Regions from separate parts of the Homo sapiens genome. Here region 2 is linked to region 1. Evidence: chromatin loops called from intact Hi-C (ENCODE). Cell type or tissue: heart right ventricle. All regions are shown on one strand. Each heading gives the region's core, and the rest is flanking DNA. Links, peaks and the distances in the headings are about the cores only.

Region 1 (2,911 bases), core at 91-2,590:
CCTCAGCTGTCACAGCAACAGGGTCACCTGGAGGGCTGTGGAAACAGACTGTTGGGCCTCGCCTCCTGGGTTTCTGATTCAGGAGGTCTGGGGTGGGGCCAAGAATTTGCATTTCTCCTCCATGCTCAGGAGAGATGCTGCTGCAGCTGATCAGGGGCCACACTTTGAGAACCGCTGCCCTAGGGCTTACCTGATTAGTCCCCCTGGCCCTTGATTTGCTGTACCCCCCTGGGCAAGTGTCTGCCTCTCTGGGCTTTGCATTTCTCACCCACCAACAGGAGAAAAGCCAGCTTTGTCTTTGAACAACTAAACCCCCATCGGTGTTGGGATGCCTAATTACTATTTGCCGGTAGCACAGAGATCTTCCCAGGAAAGGCCCAGGCACGACTACACAGGGGCTCTTACTCTATTGTTCCAACTTCCTTGTAGCCACTGAGGGAGATGAGTTTCTCTAGGAGAGATGGGCACTTTAAGCCTTAAAGGGACAGGCCTGGCCGGCATCCTTGGACCTCACCGCTGACCCAGCAAGAATCTGGAAGCAGTTCCCTAGCCTGCTCTTTGGGATCATTTTGTTGCCTTCGAGAATGGGTGGCAGGGGCTCCATCCCAGTCCCATTGATAATGGCATAATGGTTAAGAGAACAGGTTCTGGAGCCAGAACTTTCTAAGTTTGAATCTTAGCTCCACCTTATACTAGCTGTGTGATGTGGGGCAACCTGCTTAACCTCTCTGAACCTTGGATCCCTCATTGATAAAATGAGGATAGTAATAGCAATAGCACTTACATAGTACTGGTACTTACATAGTACTTCTGGGGATGAAAATGAGCTAATATTGGCCAGGCGCGGTGGCTCACGCCTATAATCCCAGCACTTTGGGAGGCTGAGGCGGGCGGATCACCTGAGGTCAGGAGTTCGAGACCAGCCTCAACATGGAGAAACCCCATCACTACTAAAAATACAAAATTAGCCGGGCGTGGTGGTGCATGCCTGTAATCCCAGCTACTCGGGAGGCTGAGGCAGGAGAATTGCTTGAACCTGGGAGGCGGAGGTTGCGGTGAGCCAAGATCGTGCCATTGCACTCCAGCCTGGGCAACAAGAGCGAAACTCCGCCTCAAAAGAAAGAAAAAAAGAAAAGAAAATGAGCTAATATGTGTAAACTGCTCTGTCTACTATTAATAGCTCTTAACAATCATGATTATATATCTGTGCATTGATTAATTAAATGGTAACTTTTAAGTAAGGAGTCTCCAGCAGAGTGCCTGGCATAGAGGTGGCAGTGCTCAGTAAACAGTAACTGTTATTCTTTTCTTGGGCCCCTTGCTGGCCCCTGGCCCTCTGTGTCTCTCAAATCACACGCAGGAAATGGAGACACAGAGTCTGAAAATTGCAATGGTGAACATAGTGTCACGATTCCCAGAGCCAAGGGTCCCACTTGGGGAAGAAGAAGTTCCGCTAGTAGCCACCAGGGGCAGCAGAGGACACATCCTGCCCAGCAGCACTGCTGAGGGTTCCCTCTGAGTCCCCCCTCTTTATGAAGAATGAAGAGGTGACTGTTCCCCGCTGCCCACAGGCATGCATTCTCCATAACCCCTGATGTGGGAGGCAGTTTCGCAGAGGATACCCCTCAATTCTGACAGACTCCCAACGCTGCCTTTTCCAGCCACATCACCTTGGATGAGTCCTTTTTGTCTCCCTAAACCTTCATTTTCTCATCTGGAACCTGGGGATAGGGTGGCTTGGCGGGTTGAATGAGCCGGAAAGCACAGTCCCTGGACTGATGTCAGTGCTCAGTAAATGACACCTATTGCCAAGGCAGCATCATGGCTATGAGTATGGACCTTGCAGCCAGACTACGTGGGCTTTAGTCCTGCTTCCATCACTTACTGGCTGTGTGACTTTGGGTAAGTGACTTGACCTCTCTGTGTCTGTTTCCTCATCTGTAAAGTGGGGATGATAATAATAGTACACTTACCTCTCTGGGTTGTGGGGAGGATTAAATTAATATTTAAATTCTTAGAACACTGCCTGGCACATAGTAAGTGCTATGTAAATGTTTGCCATTATTATTATTATTTGTAGTATTTTCACTGTTGTTCTTTTTTTTTTTTTTTTTTTGACAGAGTCTCGCTTTGTCACCCAGGCTGAAATGCAGTGGCATGATCTTGGTGCACTGCAGCCTCCACCTCCCGGGTTCAAGCGATTCTCCTGCCTCAGCCTCCCGAGCAGCTGGGATTACAGGTGTGTGCCACCATGCCCAACTCGTTTTTGTATTTTTAGTAGAGATGGGGTTTCACCATGTTGGCCAGGCTGATCTTGACCTCGGGTGATCCTGACCTCAGGTGATCCACCTGCCTTGGCCTCCCAAACTGCTGGGATTACAGGCGTGAGCCACCACACCCAGTCTATTCTTTTAATTCTCAATAAGCTGCAACATTTTAACTTTCTGCAGAAACTTTCCTACTTGAACTCTTCAAAAAGGGACTTAGAAAAGGTGAGATGTGGCCCCTGGATAAGGAAGGACTTTATTATTTTGTTACAATTAAGAATCTAACTTGGGGCCCACTGTGGTGGCTCATACCTGTAATTCTAGTGCTTTGGGAGGCTAAGGTAGGAGGACCACTTAACGCCAGGAGTTTGCGGCAGCTTGGGCAACACAGTGAGACCCTATATCTACAAAAAAAATTAAAAATTAGCTGGGCATGGTGGTGGCACACCTGTGGTCCTAGGTACTTGGGAGACTGAGGCAGAAGGATTGCTTGAGCCCAGGAGTTTGAGGCTGCATTGAGCCATCATCATACCACTGCATTCTAGGCTGGGTGACAAGCAAGACCTTGTCTCAAAAAAAAAAAAAATTTAACTTGGGGCTCGTGACAGTCCAACAAGCAGGGCATGAAGGCAGCTCCACCTGAC
Region 2 (2,911 bases), core at 208-2,707, 140 kb before region 1:
CTCCTGTCTCATCCTGTGAAAAAGAGTGCCTTAACCTCCTGGGAATGCAGCCCAGTAGGTCTCAGCCTTATTTTACCCAATCTCTATTCAAGATGGAGTCTCTGAGTCTTAACATTTAAATGCATTAAAATTAGGCTGTCTCCATCAAAAGTGACACAGAGGACACAAAGGCATCCTGCCTGCAGCCTCCATAAACCAGCCAGAAACATTTATAGTTGGTGGTCTCTTACCAGGAAAGAATGCTGGCTGGTTGTTGTGTCAAAACCGCAAAAGGAAGGGGAGCCTGGCCACTCTTCCAAAAAGCCTGCTTTCTGTTTAACCCTTAAGAAAAAAAAAAAAAAAAAAAACCCACATCCAATGGCAGTTAGAGAGGAAGGGGACATCATGAGGCAATGCCTCCCGTCCCGTCAGGGCAGGGAACTCAGCTTGTTACATTTCTCTGGGTTCCCTTGGCCAAGTGGAGATCCGTTCAGTCCATTGGGAAGCTTAGGATTTTATTTTTATTTCTCAGTACTAATGCCACCTCCCCTTTTGCTCACAATTCCTCATCTCCACAAGATCCTCAGAAAAACCCAAGGTGCACACACATCACAGGTACTGGTTATCCAGTGTTTCAGTTCTCTTTTGCCACGTAACAACCCCCAGTATTTTTATACCACCCGTGGACTCTGCTTGGTAACAACCCCAAAATTTAGCAGCTTAAAAAAACAACCATTTTTATTTGCTCAGAATTCTGTAAGTCAAGAATTCTGGTAAAGCTGGGCTGGGTTTTTCTGCTCACATGCAGCCGGCAGGAACTTTCATGAGACTGCATTTGGACAGCAGCTGGGCTGAGATGTCCAAGGCAGCTTCACTTGTGGGTCTGGCACCTGGGTGGGAACACTGGGAGCCTGAGGCCTCTCTCTTTCTCTCTGCACCTGGCTCTGGTCATGTGACTAGCTTGGGCTCCTTTTTCGTGAATCTGAAGAGTGAGTGTTTCCATGACACAGGTGAAGCTGCAGACCTTTTAAGGCTCAGCCTCAAATTTACCCAGTGTCACTTTCTCTGTGTTCCGCGAGACAGGGCCCACCCAAATCCAAGGTCAGGAAATCCCTCCACCTCTCCATAGGCCACATGGCGAAAGACCATGTGCCATGGAGAATGGGAAACATCCTTGCAGTCATCTTTGGACAAACAACCCACCAGATCCAATTCCCAGATTAGTTTGGCAAACTAGAGACCACAGAATTTATGACTCCTACACATCCTGCCACTAGGAGGCAGTGTGGGCCCCCCGGCTTCCCTCTGGGGCTTTTCTGGAGCCTGCAGGCTCCCAGCTCTTGGCATTGGAGGGTACGGCCAGAAGCTTCCTGGGGCACTCTCATACCTTCCCCGGCCTTTGCACGTGCAGGCCTCTTGCATGACAAACAGCTTGCCCCTTGCTGCTCATGAATATATTTACTTCTGAATTTAAGAACCATGATGGATTGACATCGGCCCCTGACCTCGCAGAAATACTAAACAAATGAGATGTAGGTCTACAGGGCAATTGCTTTCTTCTTTATTTCCTGGGCTGGTTACTATTGATTATCTGCTGTGCACTTTGTTAATTTCCTGCTGACAGGCTCTCTTCTATGAACAGTTCCTGGGAAGGGTTTGGCTTTGTTATTTTTTTCCTGGGATTAAGGCTCAGTGTATTCTAAACAACCCCATTATTCAGTAGAGAATTTGTTCAACTTTCTTTTCTTGGCAGCTGATTTACCAGTGACCTCTCCCAAAGTGAAGTGACACGTAAACAAGACACAAAAAGTTGACTCCCGTTTAAGAAATATTTCAAGGCTAGTGATGGGTATACATTCTCTCGTGCATTGCTGATGCTAATTGCAGTGTACCTGGGGTTAATGATGATTTTGCAATAACAGGTAACATTTCACTGGTGTCAGGCTCACTGCTAAGTGCTTGACAAGCTTTGTCTCATTAATTCCTCCCAACAAACGCATGAGGTATGTCTTGATATGATCCCAGGTATTGTCTGAGTCCCAAGGGAGAGCTTTAGAATATGGAAAGCTTTTAGGGCATCAGAACCAATTTTGAGCTAAACGTGTTTCTTCTTTAGGGCTTTTGAGTTTGCTGTTGCCTCTGCCTCAAAGCCTTGGCCCGATCTTTGCTCTCTGTGCAGCCCCTCTGGCTTGTCCTTTGGGTCTTGGCTGAGATGTCACGTCTTCAGAGATGCCCTCCCTGTCTCTTCCCAGCCTCCCCTCTCTCTTGCTTTATCTCATTCCTAGCGCATCTCTCTAGCAGGCATTTGGAGGTTGAGTGTCTCCTCCACTCTGGAATGTGTGGAGGAGCTAGTTTGTGGGTTCATTTACTATTGCATTAGCCCAAAAACTATCTGTTGAGTGAATGGATGAGCCATGTCCTCCCACTCACTGCCTGGATGGCCTTGGCAAGTTGCATAACATGTGGGAGCCTCCGGTTTCTCTTCTGTCAAATGGAGATAGTAATTAGAATCTGCCCCATAGGGTTGGTGTGAAAATTAAGCAAGATGCTATAAATAAACCTCTTAGTTCTTTCATGGGGCCTAGGCATTTCACAATTAAGACAAAGTACTATTCTAGAGGCTACAGATGAAACAGAATGAAATAAAAAATACGAAGTGCTCAGCATGGCACCTGGAATACCATGGACACTAACAGGTGATGATCGTGTATGATTTTCCTTCTGATATTGTAGGGACAATGACTGATGATCACCAGTCTAGAGTGAATTGAGTCCTGAGCTCCGCTATTGACTGAGGTATAAACTGATAAAAGTTCAAAATATTTTTTATCTTGACTTAGAAATGGAGGAGAGAAGAAGCAGAGGATTCGGTGTTCGGAAACAGCAAAATCCCTTCTGCACTTGCAGCTGGAGTTACAGGAGCCCAGAGGGT

The links. A loop is a pair of places that touch in the nucleus more often than their neighbours do. Peaks named below come from ENCODE experiments on the same cell type or tissue, not always from the same donor. Only the 100,000 strongest peaks of a DNase experiment are listed, where the experiment ranks them.
Region 2: it touches region 1 in a loop (2.0-fold over the local background); 8 of 110 quality-filtered maps call a loop at or near these places.

Annotation. Positions count from the first base shown.
Region 1 is chr1:14,914,074-14,916,984 of GRCh38, forward strand. All of the region lies in intron 1 of KAZN (kazrin, periplakin interacting protein), which reads left to right. Among named protein-coding and RNA genes, the nearest start is that of TMEM51-AS1, 240 kb to the right of the region's middle. In heart right ventricle, for the core only: CTCF peaks have their summits at 1,461 (motif pointing right) and 1,669; a DNase peak (open chromatin) is centred at 1,468.
Region 2 is chr1:14,778,067-14,780,977 of GRCh38, forward strand. The region is part of intron 1 of KAZN (kazrin, periplakin interacting protein); the gene reads left to right. Among named protein-coding and RNA genes, the nearest start is that of KAZN, 180 kb to the left of the region's middle. RefSeq lists an enhancer at 971-1,501. In heart right ventricle, for the core only: CTCF peaks have their summits at 1,270 (motif pointing right) and 1,474; a DNase peak (open chromatin) is centred at 1,275.